4 separate regions of the Homo sapiens genome follow, and regions 1, 2 and 4 are each linked to region 3. The links are chromatin contacts, found by Hi-C or POLR2A ChIA-PET in ENCODE. All regions are on one chromosome and are shown on one strand. The core of a region is the stretch at or near the end of the contact, and the rest is flanking DNA. Distances in the headings are between cores, read along the strand shown. Region 1 holds the start of ZNF263 (zinc finger protein 263). Region 2 holds the start of ZNF213 (zinc finger protein 213). Region 3 holds the start of CREBBP (CREB binding lysine acetyltransferase). Region 4 holds the start of LINC00921 (long intergenic non-protein coding RNA 921).

The links. A loop is a pair of places that touch in the nucleus more often than their neighbours do. ChIA-PET counts read pairs that join two places held with the same protein, here RNA polymerase II (POLR2A). Pooled maps may share reads with other maps.
Region 1: a map of B cell shows a loop between it and region 3 (21-fold over the local background). The contact joins the promoter of ZNF263 here to the promoter of CREBBP in region 3. A Hi-C loop is called at or near these places in 1 of 168 maps with a recorded cell type or tissue (B cell), 1 of 37 single-sample maps with no recorded cell type and 10 of 50 pooled maps. POLR2A ChIA-PET finds 5 or more read pairs at or near these places in 1 of 52 experiments (K562).
Region 2: a loop to region 3 is called in a pooled map, with 8 times the contacts of the local background. The contact joins the promoter of ZNF213 here to the promoter of CREBBP in region 3. A Hi-C loop is called at or near these places in 6 of 50 pooled maps. POLR2A ChIA-PET finds 5 or more read pairs at or near these places in 2 of 52 experiments (T-cell and WTC11).
Region 4: a pooled map shows a loop between it and region 3 (16-fold over the local background). The contact joins the promoter of LINC00921 here to the promoter of CREBBP in region 3. A Hi-C loop is called at or near these places in 1 of 37 single-sample maps with no recorded cell type and 9 of 50 pooled maps.

The regions. Positions count from the first base shown.
Region 1 is chr16:3,279,303-3,284,967 of GRCh38, reverse strand. ZNF263 (zinc finger protein 263) reads right to left here and starts at 1,477. Exons shown (of 6, transcript NM_005741.5): 1 at 763-1,477. The coding sequence starts at 1,149. RefSeq lists enhancers at 485-988, 1,699-1,888, 1,999-2,504 and a silencer at 1,169-1,328.
Region 2 is chr16:3,132,773-3,137,860 of GRCh38, reverse strand. It overlaps ZNF213 (zinc finger protein 213), which reads right to left and starts at 2,832. Exons shown (of 6, transcript NM_004220.3): 1 at 2,474-2,832; 2 at 182-695. The coding sequence starts at 580. ZNF213-AS1 (ZNF213 antisense RNA 1) reads left to right here and starts at 2,979. Exons shown (of 6, transcript NR_110900.1): 1 at 2,979-3,231; 2 at 4,919-5,011. RefSeq lists a silencer at 2,542-2,771 and enhancers at 2,882-3,071, 3,082-3,251.
Region 3 is chr16:3,877,781-3,883,666 of GRCh38, reverse strand. CREBBP (CREB binding lysine acetyltransferase) reads left to right here and starts at 2,954. Exons shown (of 31, transcript NM_004380.3): 1 at 2,954-3,835. The coding sequence starts at 3,751. RefSeq lists silencers at 2,479-3,028, 3,049-3,098, 3,436-3,745, 3,786-3,835, 3,916-3,965 and an enhancer at 2,699-3,275.
Region 4 is chr16:3,262,135-3,267,576 of GRCh38, reverse strand. LINC00921 (long intergenic non-protein coding RNA 921) reads right to left here and starts at 3,809. Exons shown (of 2, transcript NR_033904.1): 1 at 1,809-3,809; 2 at 10-451. RefSeq lists enhancers at 2,829-2,898, 3,049-3,148, 3,589-3,748 and a silencer at 3,389-3,568.

The sequences.
Region 1 (5,665 bases), core at 228-2,727, 600 kb after region 3:
AACCTCAGGCGATCCCTTTGGGCCCAGGTAACAGAAAAATGGTTTACACTAAAGGCTTTTTTGATCCCATGTGCAGGGGGAGGGGTTAGGGAAAGGGCCCACTCCCAGAGCACACCTTCCCCACACAGCTCTTAAGATACACCTCACTCCCTTTTGCTCTCCCCACCTTTTCTAGGTGCTTCTATTCCTCACTATAGGATAGGCTAAATTGGGGTAGCCCTGGGGACCAATGACCTCAGGGCCTCGGTGCCAAATTATCTTTCAAAGTTCACAATTAACGGAGGCCCAGCTTTGCAGAGAAGACCAGACCGTGGACCCTAACATAACAACAGGTAACAAGTACTAAGCACTCATAAGCTAGTAGTGTTCACAACTTTACATGCTGCTCTCCCTCTAAGCCCTAGAAAGTATGTTAATATCCTCATTTTACGAATAGGAAAACAGGCCGAAAGAGATCAAGTAACTTGCCAAAGTAACAAAGCTAGTACTAGCAGATTGAGGATTTGAACGCTGGCGATCTAACTCCATGGCTAACACTAACTGTTGCAGGGACACCGCCTCCGCGTGGAAACAGGGCACTCTTCACTGCTTTCGTTCATTTGGGGGAAAATCTGGAGGATGAGTGTTCCAGGTTAAATCACAAGTCCTCTTCCCCACGTAAGGTCTACTCAGGGCAATTTACTTGAATTCGACCGGGGGCGCAATGTCCCAGTGCTCAGGGCTAAACAAACCACAGATAAAACAGCTCTCTCTCTCTCTCACCTGTTGTCTCAGTCTCCCAAGCTCTCTCTGCATATCCTCCACAAGGGTCACCGCTTCTTCGCCGCTCTCCGGATGCAGCTCCTGCACCCTGCTCTGGATCTCCTGGGGCAGGATGGTCAGGAACTGCTCTAACACCAGCAGCTCCAAGATCTGCTCCTTCGTGCGCATCTCAGGCCGAAGCCACCCATGGCAAAGCTCTTGGAGCCGGCTGAGGGCTTCCCGGGGACCAGCTGCCTCTTGGAAGCGGAACCGTCTGAAGCGCAAGTGGGAGGCCTCGGGGCTCGGTCCTGGGTCAGGTGGGGGCAGCTCCTGGCTCCAGGCGCAGTCCTCCTCCAGCTTCACTATCAGGAGCCCTTCCCGTTCCTGGGAGCCCGGGCCCGACGCCATCGTCAGGTCTCCAGAGCGCCTTAGCCCGAAACCAGCCGTGCCCGCCTACGAAGGCGCCCTGAACCCATGTAAGGTTGGACGGCGCCAGCAGGAGCCCGGGGCCGGGGGCTCCCAGTCCAGGCCGAGGAGCCCCGCTCCAGCCCAGGCGCGGCCGGCTCCGGCGCCTAGGCCTCAGTCGGTCCCAGGCGCCGCCACGCCGGCCCCGTGGCCCATCTGCGCCAGGACTTCCCCGAGGCAGGAACCGAGCGCCACGCTTCTCACCCTATATAGAGGACCCACGCAAGACTCAGACCTCTGCTCCCACGCCGGAAATCTCAGCGCGCAAGTTAGGCGTCCACAAGCCCACGGCGCCTGCTCGTGACCAATTTCCGGGTCACGTTTTGCGAACTCCAGCGCCCATTAGGTCAGGTTTCTCCACACACTCACCGCCTACCAATGAGAAGGGAAGATTGGCCTACGGGGACTGGATGAGCGAGGGACCAATTGGAGACGAGAGGCGGGGCCACGGGGCGCGCCCTGAAATTCTGGGAGTGACTGGGGGCAGGGCAGCTGGATCCAAGCGAAGAAAACAAGCCTGAGGTCGTTGTGACTGGCGGGCAACCTGGGTTAGAATTACTCCGGAGCGCTTGGGAAAACGCAGATCCCAGGGCCACGCGCTCTCCAGTGCGTCAGTGTCGGGGTGAGACCCGGAAATCTGAATTGTTAATCAGCTTCCCCGGATGAATCCTTTCCCAAGCCAGGCCCCACCCGCTTCGGCTACTCTGGGCTGGCTGAAGATGGTCCCATTGGCCCCTGCGGCCTCGTCGGCTCCGGAAGCCAGGGGCTCCTCGGCATGTCGGGGAGGCCAGGGAGCTAGCCGCCCGCCCAGTCAGTGGCGCCGCGTGGCCTGCTGCGCGGGGCCTGCTGGGAGATGCAGTCCGCGGCGCGGCCTCGCGACTGCGCGTGCGCCCTGGGCGAGCGCCCAAGAGCCCGGCGGTTCTGAAACCCCGAGTCCCGCGGAGAACCCTGCTGGGCTTTGGGCTCGCTTCTGCGGCTGGACGTCCCAGAGGAGCGCTCGGGTCTGGGTTCGCGGCACCTGCTTCCGATTTTAGACCGAATTTTAAATCTGCCCGAGATGTGCAGCGCCTGCAGTTCATTCTCCAAGTTTCAGTCTCTTACCCAGCCCTGCAAGGGCGGGATCTGCCTCCAGCTCCGCCGTGGACTGTGATAGTTGGGGGCGAGTGGCAGGAGGGCCGCAGGGCCGATTCCCTATTGGGCGCGGTTGTGGGCTTTGTGTCGGTGAGCGGGGCTGCCCAGTTGTGAGGCGGCCCAGGTCCTCCGGGCCATGAGATCCGCAAATGGAAGCGTCCTGGGATAGAATGTGACAATCAGTTACCGTGTATTGAGCGTTTATATGCAGATCGATCCTGAAAACACGTTAGTATGAAGCAGATGCTATTAGCAGCCCCTTCCTACAGGTGGTGGCACTGAAGTCATTTACTTGGGTCACACAGCTAGTCTGTCGTCAAAGGTGAGGCTACCATGATAGTAGAGGGTAATATGGGATTAAAGGGGTTTGTGATGACTAAGTGAAAAGAGTACTGATATTTTAGTTTTTTTCTTTTTTTTTTTTTTCCGAGACGGAGTTTCGCTCTTGTTGCCCAGGCTGGAGTGCAATGGCGCAGTCTCGGCTCACTGAAACCTCCCCCTCCCGGGTTCAAGCGATTCTCCTGCCTCAGCCTCCTGAGTAGCCGGGATTACAAGCGCCCACCACCACGCCCGGCTAATTTTTGTATTTTTAGTAGAGACGGGGTTTCACCATGTTGGCCAGGCTGGTCTCAAATTCCTCACCTCGAGTGATCTGCCCGCCTTAGCCTCCCACTGTGCTGGGATTACAGGCGTGAGCCACCACGCCTGGCCTTTTTTAAAAATTTTATTCCAGGGAAGATGACAGATCCACAGGCTGTCGTGGCAGATGCAGAGCCAGCGACCCCATAGCACTCAAGGTCCAGTTTGGAAAGCCTTGTTTGCTCCCTAGGACCATTCTGGTGGTTTTAGGCATTCCTGTTCTTTTGTTTTTGAGATAGGGTCTTGCTCTGTCGCCCAGGCTGAAGTGCAATGGCACGATCATTGGACATTCCTATTTCAAGAGACATAGATTCTAGACTCATAACCAATTGCAGAAGACTCTAGCCTCAAAACCACTTTTCTCTGACATTTACTATGTAATCTCAGGCAACTTATGTAATCTCACTAAACCCCAAACTTCAGTTTCCTCATTTGTTTTGAGGGACTACTATACGCACCTCACCTCATATCACTGGGTTAGGATGAAATGAGCGGAGCTACACAGGATGCTTAGAACAGTACCTGGCACATAGTATGAATCCGATAAATAGTAGCTGTTACGCATGCACAGCAAGTTCCTGAATGTGTGCCTTATCTCAAAAAAGAAAAGCCACTCAGATTATTATTGCAGAATCTGTGGCATGGGAATGTTTGCAGAACTACACATACCTTGAGATAGGGAGAATGAGGGATTAATCATTTTCTATCTAAGGTCCTTTTGATTTTATGCTATTTATAGGTACTTAAAAGTAGATGAATTTAGGCTAGGTGCGCTGGCTCACGCCTGTAATCCCAGCACTTTGGGAAGCCAAGATAGGCGGATCACGAGGTCAGGAGATCGAGATCATCTCCTGGTTAACACGGTGAAACCTCGTCTCTACTAAAAATACAAAAAAATTAGCCGGGCATGGTGGCGCACGCCCGTATTTCCAGCTACTGGGGAGGCTAAGGCAGGAGAATCACTTGAACCTGGGAGGCAGAGGTTGCAGTGAACTGAGATTGTGCCACTGCACTCCAGCCTGGGCGACAGCAAGACTGCATCTCAAAAAATAGCAATAATAATTTAATTTTTTAAAAAAAGATGAACTTTCAGGGTTATTCAAAATCAGTGGTGGTAGTAGTCCTCCTCCAATTCTTTGTGATCTGCCAGTATGTGGAAAACAGACTAGCTGGTATTAGACTAGGAGTGGTGTTAACAGGCCAGCAGATTTGTAGGGGTTTTTTGTTGTTTTTTCGAGATGGAGTCTCGCTCTATCGCCCCGGCTGGAGTGCAGTGGTGGGATCTCAGCTCACTGCAACCTCCGCCTCCCAGGTTCAAGCGATTCTCATGCCTCAGCCTCCCGAGTAGCTGGGATTATAGGCACCACGCACCACACCCGGCTAATTTTTGTATTTTTAGTAGAGACAGAGTTTTGCCATGTTGGCCAGGCTGCTCTTGAACTCCTGACCTCAGGTGATCCGCCCACCTTGGCCTCCCAAAGTGCTGGGATTACAGGCGTGAGCCACTGCACCCGGCCAGGGCCAGGGTTCTTAAGCTGCCTCCATGTCTGGAGCAGTGCTATCCAATAGAACTTTCTGTGATGGTAGCCAATGGGCACTTAAAATGGAGTTAGTCTTGCCAAGTATTACCATACTGGCCAATGCAGTTCCAGAGGATCCATGGATGGGTTTGGAGATTTTTGTAAACCTTTTGATACTGTATGCAAAATTGGATGTGTGTGTGTGTGTGTGTGTGTGTGTGTGTGTGTGTGTGTGTGTGTATCTGTATGTTCTAGTAAGTGGGTTCATAGCTTTCATCAAGTTCTAAAAACCGCCAAAAAGACTAAGAACTGCTACTTTAGGGCTTTGGTGAAAAGTAAGTAGTGAAGAGAAGTAAGCGCCTTTGAAACCAGTACAGATTCTACTTTCTTAACACTGTAAGTCCTCAATGTCCTAGATAGGTTGGAAACTGTTATCTTAAGTGAAAGCACATTTTGTTATAAGGTTGATGACAAAAATAAATTAGTTTCATTATATGTCTTTTCCCTTTAAGTCCCAGTTTCCAAGACCCTATCAATGATGTTAAGTGAGGACTTACCGTATTAGTGATGTTAAGTGAGGACTTAACTGTGTTTTCTCATCCTCAGCTGCAGGTGACTTCGTGACTGTTGCAGAGAAAAATAAATTTGAATCTTCGACAAAGAACCCTTACCACTCCTGGTTTTAGGTCTCATGGGTACTAGACTCTGTCTCTGGGACTTCTTTCATTCCCTAACTAGCTCTTACAGATTCCTTTGTACTCAAGGGGCCAGTTATCTGTGCCTGGTTTTCAAAGTGACATTTGGTGAAATCTACAGTGTTAAGACTTTCAAGACTAGGCCACGTACTGTGGCTCACGCCTGTAATCCCAGCACTTTGGGAGGCTGAGGTGGAAGAATCACTTGAGGCCAGGATTTTGAGACCAGCCTGGGCAACATGGCAAGACCTCGTCTCTACAGAAAAAAAATTTTAAAAATTAACTGGTTGTGGTGACATGCAACTGTAGCCCCACCTATTAGGGATGCTGAGGCAGGAGGATTGCTTCAGCCCAGGAGTTTTGAGACCAGCCTGGGCAACATAGCCGTCATTTTAAATCGATGCTTTTCCTGTCTTTCATCTTAGGGTACATTCAGCCTCCGGGAGCTTCTGCCACTCTAAGCCTTTGCTACTT
Region 2 (5,088 bases), core at 1,583-4,082, 750 kb after region 3:
TTACTTTGGATCGCATCTTTCAGAAAGGCACCCATGGCACACTGTGCTTGTGTGCCTGCTCCTGGGGGCTCTGTGTCTCCCCTACCCTGTGAGCCTCTGGGAGACTTATCTCTGCAGGTTACCCACTTCTCTCGAGCTCAGATACCATCCAGGTGCCCCTGGATGTGGAAGGGCCCCTCACCTGTCGCCAGGCTTTCACTGGCTGCTTCTGTAGGTCCTCCACCAAGGCGACAGCCTCCTCACCGCTTCCCGGGTGCTGCTCACGCACCCAGCCCTGGATCTCCCCTGGCAGCACTGTCAGGAACTGCTCCAGCACCAGCAGCTCCAGGATCTGCTCCTTGGTACGCAGCTCGGGCCGCAGCCAGCGGCAGCAGAGCTCCCAGAGCTGGCTGAAGGCCTCATGAGGCCCATGCACATCCCCGTAGCAGAATTGCCGGAAGCGCTGGCGGCAGGCTTCGGAATCCCTGCCATCCTCATGCTGGGCAGATTCCTGTTCCCAGGAGGAATCTTCCACTTTCACAATCAGAAGCCCTTCTCCCTCCCCAGGGGCCTGGTCCTGGGCCTCCAAGGGGGCTGCCATTCCCCTGGCCTGAGGCTCAGGGTTGGTCGGCTTCAACCTGGGCCCCAGAACCTGTACTTTCAGTCTCCCAGAGGGATCCCCTGTGGTAGCTGGGCTGGCATCTGGATGTGTACTCCTGGGGAAAGAGCAAAATGGCAGGACTGAGGAGGAAGGATGTGGAATACACGAGCAAACCCCAGGCTGAAGAGCCATCCAGTCCCCATCCTTTCATGGCCCTGAAGCCTTTTCTAGGCTTTACTGTAATGCCTTGCTCATGTGACTGTCTCTCCTATTAACACAGGCCCACAAGCTCTCATCCCAAAGCCAGAAATCCAAAACCCGGGTGTTTCATAACTCTTTGACAGCAAAACCCAATGTCATTCATTTGGCAGCACCACCTGACCTGATATAAGCATATTTATAATCTCAATTTATTCCACTAAATGTAAATGTTCAAAATTATGGTGGAAATATTAATAACATATATCTTCAGTTTATAAAATTTCATTGAGCTATACCCACTCGTGTGTTTTTCTGTATTGCACATTATACATCAATTAAATATCTTTTTTTTTTTTTTTTACTGAGAGAGAGTCTCACTCTGTCGCCCAGGCTGGAGTGCAGTGGCGCAATCTCAGTTCACTGCAACCTCTGCCTGCCAGGTTCAAGCGATTCTCCTGCTTCAGCCTCCCAAGTAGCTGGGACTACAGGCACCAGCTACCACGTCCAGCTAATTTTTTGTATTTTTAGTAGAGACGAGGTTTCACCATGTTGGCCAGGATGGTCTCAAACTCCTGACCTTGTGATCCACCCGCCTCGGCCTCCTAAAGTGCTGGGATTACAGGCGTGAGCCACTGCGCCCGGCCTAATTAAAAAATTTTAACTGATATGTTTCATTATTTAGTGTTGCCCCAGATCCCTCTGGAGATGTGCTTGATATATCGTCTGTGCACTATATTATCTTTCTCAAATTTGAAAACCTCTGAATTCCAAAACACATCTGGCCCTGAGGTGTCACAGAAGGGCTTACAGACACCATCCAAAGCCATTTATCCACAGGTACATATAAATGTATGACACATTTATACCTTACATTGTTACTCTCTACTGAAAAGTGTATTATGCAATTTTCAGTAATCGATTTTTTGTTTCAACAATAAAAATACAAACTGGCCGGGCTTGGTGGCTTATGCCTGTAATCCCAGCATTTTGGGAGACAGACACAGGATGATTGCTTGAGGCCAGGGGTTCAAGACCCCTTTGGGAAGACAATGTGAGACGCCATCTGTACCAAAAAACAAAAAAAGCCAGGTGGGGCTCCTGTAGTCCCAGCTACTGGGGAGGCTGAGGAGGAAAGATTGCTTGAGTCCAGGAGTTTGAGGTTGCAATGAGCTATGATCGCACCACTGTACTCCAGCCTGGGCAACAGAGTGAGACCATCTCAAAAAAAAAAAAAAAAGAAAGAAAAGAAAAGTAAAAAGAAAATGAAAAAAATACAAACCATCTTAATAAAAAAGGGAAGATTCAAACAATATAGAAATCTGTAAAACTCTCCCTTCCTCAATACCATTGTACCCCCCGACTTAACAGTCTGACAAATGACGTCCCAGACCTTTTCCTGTGCTTTTACTAAAAAAGTCATCCATAGCGGGGAGAAAAGGTGCTTGATGTGTTTCTACATAAATGAGACCTTACTGCACAGACATTAGCGGCACTATGAGCTTCCGCGGTATGGATATGCTCTAGTTTCTTAATCAATACTCGAGTGATGCATTCGGGTTGTTTCCAATTCTTTAGTCCATCCTAAGCACTTTATTTATTCTGCTCCTCACAAGACCCCTGAAAGGTGCGCGCACCATTCTCATCCTCTGGTGACTTCGAAGAAGACTTTCCTCGAAGAGGGCCAGGACTCACCAGGGTCGCTCAGCAGGACACGGCAGGCGGGAAGGCGAGCCAGCCGGAGCCCCGCGCTGTCCACCGCAGCCTCGCCCGCGGGGCGAGCGGCGATCGTACAGGGGCGTCTGCCGGGGGACCAAGCTGGCAGAGCGGCGCGGGGGACCAGCACTTCCTAGCAGTGCGCGCGCCCTCCGGCCTCTGCCTCGGGGCGCTGATCCCGGCCACTCGGAGCCCGGTGCTTGATGTTGGAGCCAGGCGGCCAGAGGCCCCGTCCCCGCCCCGGCCCCCGCCCCCGCCCCCGCCCCCGAAACACACAACGCCCACTACGGCCCAGGAGATCCCACTTCCGCCGCGAGCTCCCGGCGCCGGAAGTCCTCGCGGGGCTCGCTGGGAAACTACGCTACGCAAGCATTCCCCAGCTCCCAGAAAGCCGTTCGTCCACTGAGCCCGCCTTCTCCATGACCGATGGCCAATGAACAGGAAGAATTCTCAGGCTGCCTATTAGAAGACAGAAACTCCATACGCGTCATACACCTGCACCCGGGAGGAAAGGCGAGGCTCTGCATCTAGATTTACCTCGTTCTCTTTTGTCTCCGCTTTTTTTTCACATTTCCTTGCGACCCTGGCCCTTGAGCGACAAAAAGGGGAAGCCAAGGCTGGCCCGAGGAACGGAGAGGGCACATGGCCTAGCCACAAGTGGAGCTTCTGCTCCGCCCGAAGGGATGCGCTGGAGCGGCCTCTTCCTTCTGCCACGGTCTTTCTTTGCCAACTAGTAGGTGAGGGCCGAAAGGCCGCGGGCCGTGGAGCTCGGGCCGGGGAGACTCTTTTCTAGCCTCTTGGGTCCCGCTCCTCCCAATTCCCTGGAGAGGCGTCGAGCTTGCTGGGAAGTGCCCTCGGGTAAGGGGCGCGGAGCCTCCTGCGGCGATCCTCTGTCTTCGGGTCGCCTTAGCAGGACGCGGCAAGCGGGACACTGACCTGGCCGGAGTCCCGCGTTCTCTCACCAGCTGCTTTGTCCACGAGTTGCTGCTGGGCGTCAGGGGTCCCACGGCCCGGAGGGATCTAGAGCAGGGGGGCTCGGGGTCCTTTCCATACCCTCGGATCCTCTCCCACTCTCTCCACGCCTCGACCCGGAGATGATTTCAGGCTCCAGATCTCTTTCATAAATGGAAAGAGTTTTTTTGGTTTGTTTTGTCTTAATTATGTAGGTGTTGCATGCTTGGAAGAGAAAATTTAGAAAATTAATTGGAAAACCATAAAGATAGCTTTCTCGTGATAGCCACAAGGCTTGCTCCCTCATTCTGCTCATATGTCACCCCCTCAAGGAGGCCTTCCCCAGCTCTGTAAACAACCTGTGCTCGGCGTTAACTTTTCTCCCTAATGTTTATCACTACCTGACATATACGTGTTTCCCACGACTCAACGATAAGTGTTCATGAGGGCAGACACTTTTTAATGCCCTATGACAAGCACCTAGAATTGTGCCTGGCACATGGTAGATGCTTAGTAAATATTTGTTTAATGAATGAAGGTAAAAAACATTTCTAATACGACCATCCAGGAATAAGTACTATTCATGTTTTAGTGTGTTCTTACAGTTTTACTGTTCAGACAGTTATATGCCTGTGAATATATATTATATATGTGTGTATATATATATATATATATATATATATATTTTTTTTTTTTTTTTGAGACAGAGTCTCGCTCTGTCACCCAGGCTGGACTGCAGTGGCGCGATCTTGGCTCACTGCAACCTCCGCCTCCTGGATTCAAGCGATTCTTCTGCCTCAGCCTCCCGAGTAGCTAGGATTACAGGCATGTGTCACCACGCCCGGCTAATTTTGTATTTTTAGTAGAGACGGGGTTTCTCCGTGTTGGTCAGGCTGGTCTCGAACTCCTGACCTCAGGTGATCTGCCCGCCTCGGCCTCCCAAAGTGCTGAGATTACAGACGTGAGCCACCGTGCCTGGCGGAATTTTCATATTTTAAGTCCCCCACCCTTGGACATTTAGATTTTTTCCATCTTTCTGTATTTGCAGATATGCTTCTACGTACACCTTTATTCATTTGCTTGAACATTTCCCTGAGAAAAACTAGAAATGGAATTGCCAGATTACTTTGTGTACATGTTTCCAAACTGTCCTCCAGAAAGAATGTAATGCTTTGAACTTCCACTTGAGAATCAAATGTTTACCTTCCTCTGTTCCTCCAGATTTGGACATTTACAGTGTTCAGCCGTTGTTGTGGCATTCCAATTCAATTGGGAAACAGCTTGATGTAGCGTCCCCATAAGGTCCACAGTAATTAAATTTTTTTTTTTTTTTTTTGGTGCGGTAGTGCAATTTCATGGCTCACTGCAACCTCCACCTCCCAGGTTCAAGCGATCCTCCCATCTCAGCCTCCCTAGTAGCTGGGATTACAGGTGCACGCCACCACACCAGGCTAATTTTTGTATTTTTAGTAGAGATGGGGTTTCACCAGGTTAGCCAGGCTGGTCTTGAACTCCAGACCTCAAGGGATCCGCCTGCCTCAGCTTTCCAAAGTGCTGGGATTACAGGTGAGAACCACTGCACCCATCCTATTAAACTTTTAAATCATGATAGTTACCATGTATAGAGTGTTTATATGCCAGGC
Region 3 (5,886 bases), core at 1,705-4,204:
GCATGGCAGAGCGGCCTGGTATCCCTAAGGCACTCACTTGTTGAAGGTGATCCCCAGCTAAGTGAGTGCAGGCAGGAGCCACGCTTCCCTCCTTGCTATTCCCCCATCAGTGTCTGAGCTCAGGGTTCTTTGAGTCAGACTGAAGGGAGAAGAAATCGAAAGGAAAGAAAAAACAGGTATCAGTGAATACCAGAATTGATCAAAATGATACAGGTGAGAACAATGAGACAGAAAAAGGGACTGCAGAGCCGGTATATTTTGAGGGTGGAACATGGTGAGACAGGAAGACTAGGGTCTTTGGAGAGTGAGGACATGGGTTCCAGGCCCAGACTTGCCATGTCCGGGTTATTTACTTCTGAGTCCTTGCGACTGAGTTCCCTTGCTTTCCTCTGTAAAATGGAAACCTGTCAGGGAATGGCTCAAGCTCCTGTGCCCACTTCTGTGTAAACCACTCACCAATGGACCCCTGGGGGGCTGCATGGTGTCTCCACTGCCCCAAGGCAGGCCCTAAGACCTCTAGGTGGCTGGACACCTTGTCCCGTTTGAAGAGTGGCCTGGAGCCACCTCAGGCTGGGGCCCACCCTTTTCAGTGGCCTGAAGGCCTCTAGGACTCAGAGCACCTGACACAGCTCATCACTCATTCAGTTTTACAAACCTACTTCTTCTTGCAGAGCACTGTTTCTGTGACTAAGACACCATCTTTGCCCCGAAGGAGCTCACAGACCCTTGGTGAGACGGACACCCAGAGCATTCAGATACAGGGTGTGGCCTGCCCTGTGCCACTGATACACTTCTTGCCATTCCTGTGCAAACTGACTTCTTGAATACTTCCATTTATGGCTTCCAGGGTGTGCTATTTTAACTCCTTGAATATATGGGGATCTCTTTATGTTTGGCCAAGGGGATTAGCACAGTCTCAATGCCCTTGGGATTCTCAAGAGCTATTTGATGCATAAGTAAAAACATGAACTAATTCGGGGGCAGTGGAGGCGGGGAAGATGGGGCAGGATGTGTTATGTGTTCTCTCACAGAGCCCAGAAGTGATATGGGAGCCGAGGAGTGGGCTAGGAGGGCTTCCTGGAGTAGGTGACATTTGAACTGGGTTCTGGAGGATGAGTTAGAATTTGCCAGGCATGTCTTCTCAGCACAGGGACCAGCATTTGAAAAAAAAAAAAAAAAAGCCTGAATGATGTGAACTGCCTACTGGCCAAGTGGGTGTAGGATGATGATGGTGAAGTGAGCCATGTAAAGTAGAAGAGACAGATTCAAGAGCGGTATCACGGCCCAAGATTTTGAGCAGTACAGGTAAACAGAGAAAAGCAGAACGATCACTCAATCTTGACACTCAAGGACAGTCACCATATGTACATACACCTATGTTTTTAAGAGAATTCATACGTGTTCTTTTTTAAAGAAAGACTATGTAGTGTTTTCTTTTTCTATGTCTGGGATTTTGTTTTGTTTTGTTTTGTTTTTGAGACGGAGTTTCACTCTTGTCGCCCAGGATGGAGTGCAATGGCGAGATCCCGGCTTACTGGCCTCCCCAGTTCAAGTGATTCTCGCATCTCAGCCTCCCGAGTAGCTGGGATTACAGGCGCACGCCGCCACGCCCAGCTAATGTTTGTATTTTTGGTAGAGATGGGGTTTCACCATGTTGGCCAGGCTGGTCTTGAACTCCTGACCTCAGGTGATCTGCCACCGCGCCTGGCCAGGGAGTTGTTTTAAACAGATTTTCTCCCTCTCTTTTCGGGATGTTAACTCTGGTGCTGCGTGGGGAGCAACGTGGAGAGCAAAGAACACTTAAGTGAGTAGCTGCCACCATAGCCACCGGGACAGTGCGGGAGGAGCAGTCTCCCAGGTAAAGACCGTGGGTAGAGGGGCGCGTGGCGGGTGAGAGGGAGGAGTCCGCGCTGACTCACGGGTTTCTGGCTTAGGAAACAGTGGAGCTGCTGATACCTTTATGAGGAAGCCGGGCAAGTTTGGAGGGGCAGATAACTAACTGGGATGGGAACACCTCGGGTATTCGTAGAAGTGTCCCGCGGGCTGTGGTCTCGCGTGGGGGACTCCCCAGGCCCGCACCCCTGTCTGGGGCACCTGCGAGGCGCCAGGCAAGTTGCCTGGGGCGGGGAGTGCGGCCTGAGCGTCCAGGCTTAAGCCCCGATGCGCGGGCCCTTCTCCGCCCAGGCCGGCCCTCGCCACCCCGCTCTCACAGGTGAGGGTGTCTGCCCTGCCGCCTTGGGATGCGAACAGGCGTGAGGCCCCCTCACTCCCTAGTGTCACGAGGTAGGGCGGGACCCGAATCCCGGCCCTGCCACTTCCTGCCTCGACCACTTTGGAGCAGTTGCTCGCCCCCCGCCTCAGTTTCCCCATCCGCCCACCTCGTCGGCAGGACCCAAGGGCGGTCTGTAACCTGCAGAGGCCATTCCACTTCCCTGGCCGGCGGCGAAGGCTAGTGGCGCGGCCTGGGCTGGGGTCGCCCCGACCGTTCCCGACCGACGCCACCTAGGAGGGTCTGGGGAAGGGGACGCGAGGAGCTGGGAACACGCAGCGCCGCCCCAGCGGGACGGGCGGGCCCGGGCTGGCGTCGAATCCGCGCCCGAGAGCCCAGCCCGCGGCCAGGCCGCCGCTCCCGGAGCCCGCTGGGGCCCGGAGCCCCGGCCCTCTACGCCTGGTCGCCATCAGAACAAAAGCTGTGGCTCAGCCCGGAGCCCAGGCGCCCCGCAGGCCTGGCCCGCGCCGGGCCGCCAGCTTCCCTACGCTTGGCGGCCGCGCCTTCAGCCCTTCGGCCCGAGCACGCTCGGCTCTTTCCGCCACGGCCGGCGCAGGTGGAGGGGGCGGGGCGGGGGCCGTGCGTGGTGACGCCGCGGGGGGGTGACGCACCGGCGTGCCCCGCCCCCACCCCCTCCCCGTTCAGGCTCTGGAAAGAGAAGAAAAAAAACTTTCTTTTTTTTTTAATTGAGGAATCAACAGCCGCCATCTTGTCGCGGACCCGACCGGGGCTTCGAGCGCGATCTACTCGGCCCCGCCGGTCCCGGGCCCCACAACCGCCCGCGCACCCCGCTCCGCCCGGCCGGCCCGCTCCGCCCGGCCCTCGGCGCCCGCCCCGGCGGCCCCGCTCGCCTCTCGGCTCGGCCTCCCGGAGCCCGGCGGCGGCGGCGGCGGCAGCGGCGGCGGCGGCGGCGGAACGGGGGGTGGGGGGGCCGCGGCGGCGGCGGCGACCCCGCTCGGCGCATTGTTTTTCCTCACGGCGGCGGCGGCGGCGGGCCGCGGGCCGGGAGCGGAGCCCGGAGCCCCCTCGTCGTCGGGCCGCGAGCGAATTCATTAAGTGGGGCGCGGGGGGGGAGCGAGGCGGCGGCGGCGGCGGCACCATGTTCTCGGGGACTGCCTGAGCCGCCCGGCCGGGCGCCGTCGCTGCCAGCCGGGCCCGGGGGGGCGGCCGGGCCGCCGGGGCGCCCCCACCGCGGAGTGTCGCGCTCGGGAGGCGGGCAGGGGATGAGGGGGCCGCGGCCGGCGGCGGCGGCGGCGGCCGGGGGCGGGCGGTGAGCGCTGCGGGGCGCTGTTGCTGTGGCTGAGATTTGGCCGCCGCCTCCCCCACCCGGCCTGCGCCCTCCCTCTCCCTCGGCGCCCGCCCGCCCGCTCGCGGCCCGCGCTCGCTCCTCTCCCTCGCAGCCGGCAGGGCCCCCGACCCCCGTCCGGGCCCTCGCCGGCCCGGCCGCCCGTGCCCGGGGCTGTTTTCGCGAGCAGGTGAAAATGGCTGAGAACTTGCTGGACGGACCGCCCAACCCCAAAAGAGCCAAACTCAGCTCGCCCGGTTTCTCGGCGAATGACAGCACAGGTGAGGAGGGGGTCCGGGGCGGCGGGGGCCCGGGGCGCGCTGTCACCCCCACCTGAAAGAGAGCGTCCGGGGGTCGTGGTCGCGGATACCGATCGAGCCGGGAGCTCGGAGCAGGCCCCGCAGCCCGTTCCCCTCGCCCCGCGCGGGAGGGTGGAAGTTCGTCGCAGGACTGTCACTGGGCCCGAGTTGGTCAGCACACGCCCGGTGCACTCGGCCTCCCCGCACCCGATCAGCCCTCCTCGCGGGGACCCTAGTGGCACTCCAGGAGGGAAGAAGTAAAGTGCAGCGTGTGGGTTTGTTTGGTAATGTCCTACGCATCCATCCGCGGCCGTGTCCACACGCGTGGCCGTCCAGAGGAATGACAGCGGAGGGTACCTTTGATGCTTAGAGAAAGCAAGATCGCGGCCAAAGGTAGGGCAGTGTGTTTTCTGGATTGGCGACACATTGACCAGGCTGCATTCAGAGGACACTCACAGCAGCCGCCAGCTTGCGAGTTAGAACCGAAGTTTCTTGGAATGAGTGAGTTCCTTGGAAAGATGCTTAGTGCTTATTTTCAAAACTCCTTGTTTTGTGTGTGTGTGTGTGTGTGTGTGTGTGCGCGCGTGTGTGTTTTTAGTCAACTAGTCATTCCATTTTTCAAAACCCAAACTTCGTTAGCAAGATGTCATGAAAGTTGCTGTGGTGTGTTTCATTTCCATGTATAACTTCAAAAGAAAGTTAAACAGCAGGTTTAAGTTCATTTGGGCTGCAATCTCCATTTGAGTTTGTGTTGCTTTCACAGTGTAGATGTACAAAGAATTAAGGAATGTAGGAATTCCAATTTTTCAAAAAAATGGAGCAGGATACTGAATAAATCATCTTTTTGTTTGTTTCCTTTCATTAAACGGCTTCCCTGGAAACTTTCTTAAGTTATCATAGCTGCTTAAGAGAAGTATTTAGTTTTCTATTAATTCAGTAATTCTGGGTCCCACTGCGCTGGTTCATGGTAACATGAACTAGTTGTATTTCCTCTTTTAGAGCTCTCTCCTTTGCCGCAAAAACTTGTGTGCCGCTGCGAACAATTCCATCTCCAGCGCAGCTTGCATTTCTCCAGTAGTCTTGCAGTGGTAGCATCTGAAAATCAGTTTCTAATGAATGAGTCCAAATTGAATTACATCGCTGCCTTCAGATTTGCACTAGACACAGCTGTTCAACTTGTGGAAATAGTTCTGTGACCGACCACTAGCATATTAAAAAAAACTGCTATTGCTGTTGAAACAAAACCTGAATTTTGTGGCTTAAGTTTGAATACAATTCCTGGAATCAAGTTATGATAAGCGACGTTTAATATTAATGTAGAAGTGAAAAGCGATTTTTAAAGATCAATCATAAGGAGATTCTTATCTAGTTAAAATTTGTTAAACAGTGGGGAGGAGTAAATGATGCTCATGGTATATAAAAATCACTAATGCTTTTCTTTTTAGCTGATAAAAGTTGAGTTTGACGTTAATCTTATAAAATGAACTTATTGAAGTGAGAAATTTGGAAACAGTAGTTTAAATGCCGTTGTACTGCAAAACAGATCTCCGTTGCTTCATTAATCTTGCTGTGTTTGAGTAGTCTTCAGTTCTGTGAGACGTAGGTCATACGTGGCGAGTTCAGCTTTGAAGCTTGTCTTCTGAAACTGGTAACCTGGATGGCTTTGTAGCTTTGCTGTTGTTGAATGAATTTGTTGTAGATTTTGTCTTAAAAAGGGGGACAATTAGTAACACAAGACTTAACAAAAAGGCATGTCCTTATATGTACATCCAGCTGTTTCCAAGATGGAGCCCAAAGGTTAGCTTTTTCCATAGTAGTGTCCATTATTGGATGATCAGATGCTTAATAAGTTGATCAGAAAGGATTTTCCACACTTAACCACCTTTTCCCCCTTCCTTTACAATTTTGATCCTTGTAAGGCACAGGGGCTCTTTCGTGGGACCAAAAGTCAGCTTTAAATGGCTCCGATTTAATCCAAAGTAGAAAGTCAACATCATACTTAAGTTGGGTCATGTGTTACACATTCATCACCA
Region 4 (5,442 bases), core at 2,560-5,059, 620 kb after region 3:
TCTTGGTGCTTTGTGTGTATTAGCTCATTTAATCTTCACAACAACTCTAGAACCCCCATTTTACAGTTGATAGAAACAGGGACAAAGAGGGTAGGTATATCACTTGGCCAGCGTCACACCCTGCTATGAAGCACTCACATGAGGCAACGTAAAGCACACACAATACTTAGCACCTATAAACTGCATCAATTAAAGGTCATCCACTGCAGTTCCAAAGCTGTAATTTTTGGTATTTTGACATCCCCACTTCACAGACAGCCTTGGAAATATTTTCTGTGGTTTTTGAACTCCAGTTTTAGCTCTGACTTACACAGTCGTTTTCTCCTAACTACTTCCTGCAGCATTAAGAATTGTTTCCAGCTGCTGGTTTCTGCAGAGGATTGTCCTTGGAGCGTGGGGTGTCCACTGTGGTTCCAGCCGCAGCCCTGGTGCCCACACATGAAGATGCCCTCTACAGGACAGAAAGAGAAATACCACCTGATGTTGGCTGGGATATGGGCACTGTCTTTGTTCCAAAGAACCAAAGCTTTTCTTGGCAAATGGCCTGTCAGTCATTTCAGTTTATCTCAACTGCATTTTTAAAATTTCAGTTTCTGCTCTGGAGCTTCAGAGGAATTGAGACATGAGACAATTATGCCCTAAAGAACAGTCTGTCTGCATAAATGTTATGCCTGCAGTGTGTGTGTGTGTGTGTGTGTGTGTGTGTGTTTGGAGATAGGTCTGGGACGTGTTTCCTTCGGTACTGGCTCAAGGTTCCTTATTTGACTTGCTAATTTAAACTTATTCTACTTTGGAAACCTCGAATATTTTTTCTCTATGGGCAGAGTCTGCTTTTAAAAATCATTTGTTTAATCTTCTGCACCCCAGTGAAACAAAGTCTCAGCTAATAAATTTTTTAATTTTTCTGCTGTAAAAGTAATGGAGCAAAATAAGAAATTTCTCCTCTAACATTTAGCTTGCCATATTTTATTTTCCGTTACTATTTCACAATGAGCATATATTTGTGGACTATGTTTCATGAGTCATAAAACTTTAAAAATGCTCATTGAACGCCGGGCATACTGGTTCACGCCTGTAATCTGAGCACTTTGGGAGGCTGAGGCGGGCAGAACACAAGGTCAGAAGTTCGAGACCAGCCTGACCAACATGGTGAAACCCCATCTCTAACTAAAAATACAAAAATTAGCCGGGCGTGGTGGCGTGCGCTTGTAATCCCAGCTACTCAGGAGGCTGAGACAGAAAATTGCTTGAACCCGGGAGGCGGAGGTCGCAGTAAGCCCAGATCATGCCACTGCACTCCAGCCTGGGCAGCAGCGTGAGACTCCGTCTCAAAAAAATAATAATAAAATAAAAAAATAAAACGTATAGATGACATAGAGGGAAAAGGCCAACTTCTACCCCCAATTCTACTCTTGAAAGGTAGTCATATTTATTTCTTGCATTTCCCTCCAGATACTTAAATTTTAACATTTTTTTCTCTTATTTACAAACATGGGATCATGCTATCTGCACTGTAGTGCAAATGTGCTTTTTCCACTGAATAATACATAAACCATCTTTGCACATTAGCACACAGAAATTCACCGCACTGTTTTCAGTGGATGCAGTGTAGTCCAAGGAATGGATTCACCAAAACTTACTCAGCTATTCAGCCAGTGCCCTGGTGACAGACATTTAAGGGGTTTACAGTTTCTAACTAACTGGCAAGTGTGGCAGGCAGGGAAATGATCTAGGATGATTACCATCATTTGTGTAAGAAAGTGCCCCTGAGAACACCATGAAGGTGAATACAGCCTCGATATGCTTACCTGAAGACAGTAGTCTCGATGGGTAGGACTTAAATCCAATGTAGGAACTAGAAAAACAGACCATCTAGCTGGGTTTCCAAGCTTTTTTGTGGGCTGCAATACACTTGGATCAAAGGAAATCTTTCTTGAAGGTTAAATATGTAAAACAGTTAAAAAGTAGTGGCCGGTCTGGCATTAGTTGGGAGAGGGGGGAGGGGGTAGGAGGGAAGGAGGGAGGTCTATGCCTATGAAGCTCCTGAAATAAGAAACCTGGGCCGGGCGCGGTGGCTCACGCCTGTAATCCCAGCACTTTGGGAGGCCGAAGCGGGCGGATCACGAGGTCAGGAGAGCGAGACCATCCTGGCTAACATGGTGAAACCCCGTCTCTACTAAAAATACAAAAAATTAGCCGGGCGTGAAAATTAGCCGGGCGTGGTGGCGGGCGCCTGTAATCCCAGCTACTCGGAAGGCTGAGGCAGGAGACTGGCGTGAACTCGCGAGGCGGAGCTTGCAGTGAGCGGAGATGGCGCCACTGCACTCCAGCCTGGACGACAGAGCGAGACTCCGTCTCAAAAAAGAAGAAAGAAACCAGATGCATGTGCCTTCTTTGAGCCAAACCATTACCTCTCTGGCTCACAGCATGTTACTAGATTTGTTCAAAAGGAAAAAACAGAAGTTTCAGCAACCGTACTCTAGGGTTCTGAGGGGGCAGAGTTTGAGAATCCTTGCTCTAGCCCGCCTCTGCTGATTATAAGGGAGAAAACGGCAGTGCTGCTGTTAGGCTGATGTATCTGTTCCTTTCACAGCTTTGGTCATAACTGGTAATTACCATTTACTTGTTCTCAGCCTCCTTGGAACAGCGATCTTGCCTGACACGTGCACCCTCGCACGTGGCACAGTAAGTGGGACACATTAGGCACTCGGAAAATATTTGCTGTAAACATGAAAGAAGGGCGACAGGCTAATAAAGTGTGGAAGGGTTTTGGGGTCAGCACAGCCCCGGGACGTCCCATCCCCGTGGGCCGCGGGCCGCCCGGAATACGACGACTCCACTTGCCGGCGCTGCTCCCGGGATACCAGCGACAACAGCGGCTCAGTCCCGGCAAACGGCGCGTGGCCCCTCCGGCGAAAAGCAGCTATAGGCTGTTGCGGCTGCCAATCAGACCAACAGAGCCGCGACTCGGAGACCTCTGGGAGACGTGGGCCCCCGCTAATCCGCCCTCCAATTGGCTCGCGTGCTCCCGGGGCGCTCTGGGAGATGTGTTTCTGGGAGTGTTCCGCGCATGTGCATGCGTGAGGGCGGGGCGTCGGGGTCGGGCTGGAGTGTCTGTCGCGCCTTATGTGGGCCCCTCGGCAGAAGACGCACTTTCGGCAGAAGCCGCACTTTTGGCAGAAGCCGCCCTGGGTCCTTTCCCTCCCGCAGGCAGGCCGGGACCCCGGCGGGAATTGCGTGCAGGTCGGGTCTCGCTTGACCCCAGCGCCTCCCCGCGTCCGGGCACACTGCGGACAGTTCCTTTTTATTCTCTACCGCTACTTCCTCTTTATCTTCTGCCGCTCTTTCCACACGTCTCCTCCCCCAGGCCGCTTCCCTTTGGGGCGCCGGGCCAGGGAGGGGCTGCCGGACCGGAGACCCCGGACTCGCGCCGGTCTCCGCTCGGGCGTGGGGTCCGTGGGGCGTCGGCGGGAGGGGTCCTGGAGGAGACGGCTGTGCCGGGGCGGGACCCCCTGTCCTCTTAACAGACGCGCCCCTGACAGTCGTGCCAGTCGCCGCCCTGGGCTTTGGGGACGTCCGAGGACGCAGCTGGCGGTTCCTCCCGCGGTTCCCGGCACTGTTACTTCCCCGAATTCCCAGAACAACCCATTTGATAGGAAATGGAAACTGAGAAAAATCGAGTAATTTACTCACGTCACACGGCCACCAGATATTTGAATCTCGTATTTCCCACCACTTCGTGGCTTCCAGGCTCATAAACAAGAAGTTGCAAAACAGGGTGAGGCGTGGGAATGACAGCAGCACGGGGCGGGGAGTGGAAGGGCGGAGCACCTTAGAGGGCAGGATTCAGCAAACGGAACCTCAAAGGAAACAGTGTCAGTGCTGCTGCTTAGTTGGTAAGAAAACAAAGGGCCGGGCGCGGTGGCTCACGCCTGTAATCCCACCACTTTGGGAGGCCGAGGCGGTCGGATCGCGAGGTCAGGAGTTCGAGACCAGCCTGACCAATATGGTGAAACCCTGTCTCTACTAAAAAATACAAAAATTAGCCGGGCGTGGTGGCGCGCGCCTGTAGTCCCAGCTACTCAGGAGGCTGAGGCAGGAGAATCGCTTGAACCCCGGAGGCACATGTAGTGAGCTAAGATCGCGCCACTGCACTCCAGCATGGGCGACAGAGTGAGACTGCGTCTCAAAAAACAAACAAACAAAAAAAGGGAGTAGCTGCCTTCCAGACACAGTTTTGTTATTTTTCTGCCCCTTTCACTAGCCTGTCAGCCCTTTGGTGGCCGGGGATTGCGTGTCCAAAGCCTGGCTGCTAGTCAGGTTCCTATAAATATTGGTAGGACAGAGCGTATTAAAGTTTTTATTTTAAGATTTTTAAGCACAAGAAAGTTGAGAGAGTAACATGAATACTCACGTACTCTCCACCTAGATTTAATAATCAGAAAAAATTATGTGTGTAGGCCTTTATTTTTTACAAACCCTCTTGTTTAACGTTACCGCCTTCCAAATGAAGCTCATTGGTGAGTGGTGTGGGGATCTATTCAGAGCCCCATGACTGCAGCCCTTCAGCAGGGTTAAGGCCACCTGCCACACCCCACTTTGGGAAGCTGGCTTCCTCTCCTCTCCCTCCGTTTCCAAGCTGCTCAGGAGGTGCCCTCAGAAAGATCAGTTACAATTAGTGTTATCTGCGTAGGGGACTGGGCAGCAGATCTCATTGATCTGGGCTGGGATCGGCAGGTGGGTTGGTCCAAGTTGAGAGGGAGATCCTGCAGAAGCTCTTAGCTGCTGCAGGATTCAACACTAACTCCTTAAGGTAGCAACAAGGGCCCTTTGTAAAATCTGGCCAGAAACAGGTATCTTAGATGCATCTTCACACCCGCCAGTATCCAGTCTACCCTTATCATGTCAGCCCTGCTTTCAGAATCACCCAGAATCTGACCCTTCTGCCTCCACAGTGGTTCAGGGCCCTGCAGTCGCTTTCCTGCATTGTGACAATAGATTGCTTTCTCCTCTCTGTTTCCACCTTTCTCATCTCTTGTCTCTTATGGAAGCCAGAGTGTTCTCTTTTCTTTTCTTTCTTTTTTTGAAACAGTCTCACTCTTTCACCCAGGCCAGAGTACAGTGGTGCGATCACAGGTCACTGCAACCTCCGCCTCCCAGGTTCAGGTGATTCACCTCAGCCTCCAGAGTAGCTGGGACTACGCGCACATCACCACCACACTCAGCAAATTTTTGTATTTTCAGTAGAGACGGGCTTTCACCATGTTGGCCAGGCTTATCTCGAACTTCTGACCTCAGGTGATCCACCTTCCTTGGCTTCCCAAAGTGCTGGATTATATGTGTGAGCCACCGCGCCCGGCCCAGAATGTTTCTTTTAAAGCGTAACTCCAATTATGTCACTGCTCTGCTCAAACTTTCCAGTGTCCCCTCATCTCAGAGTAA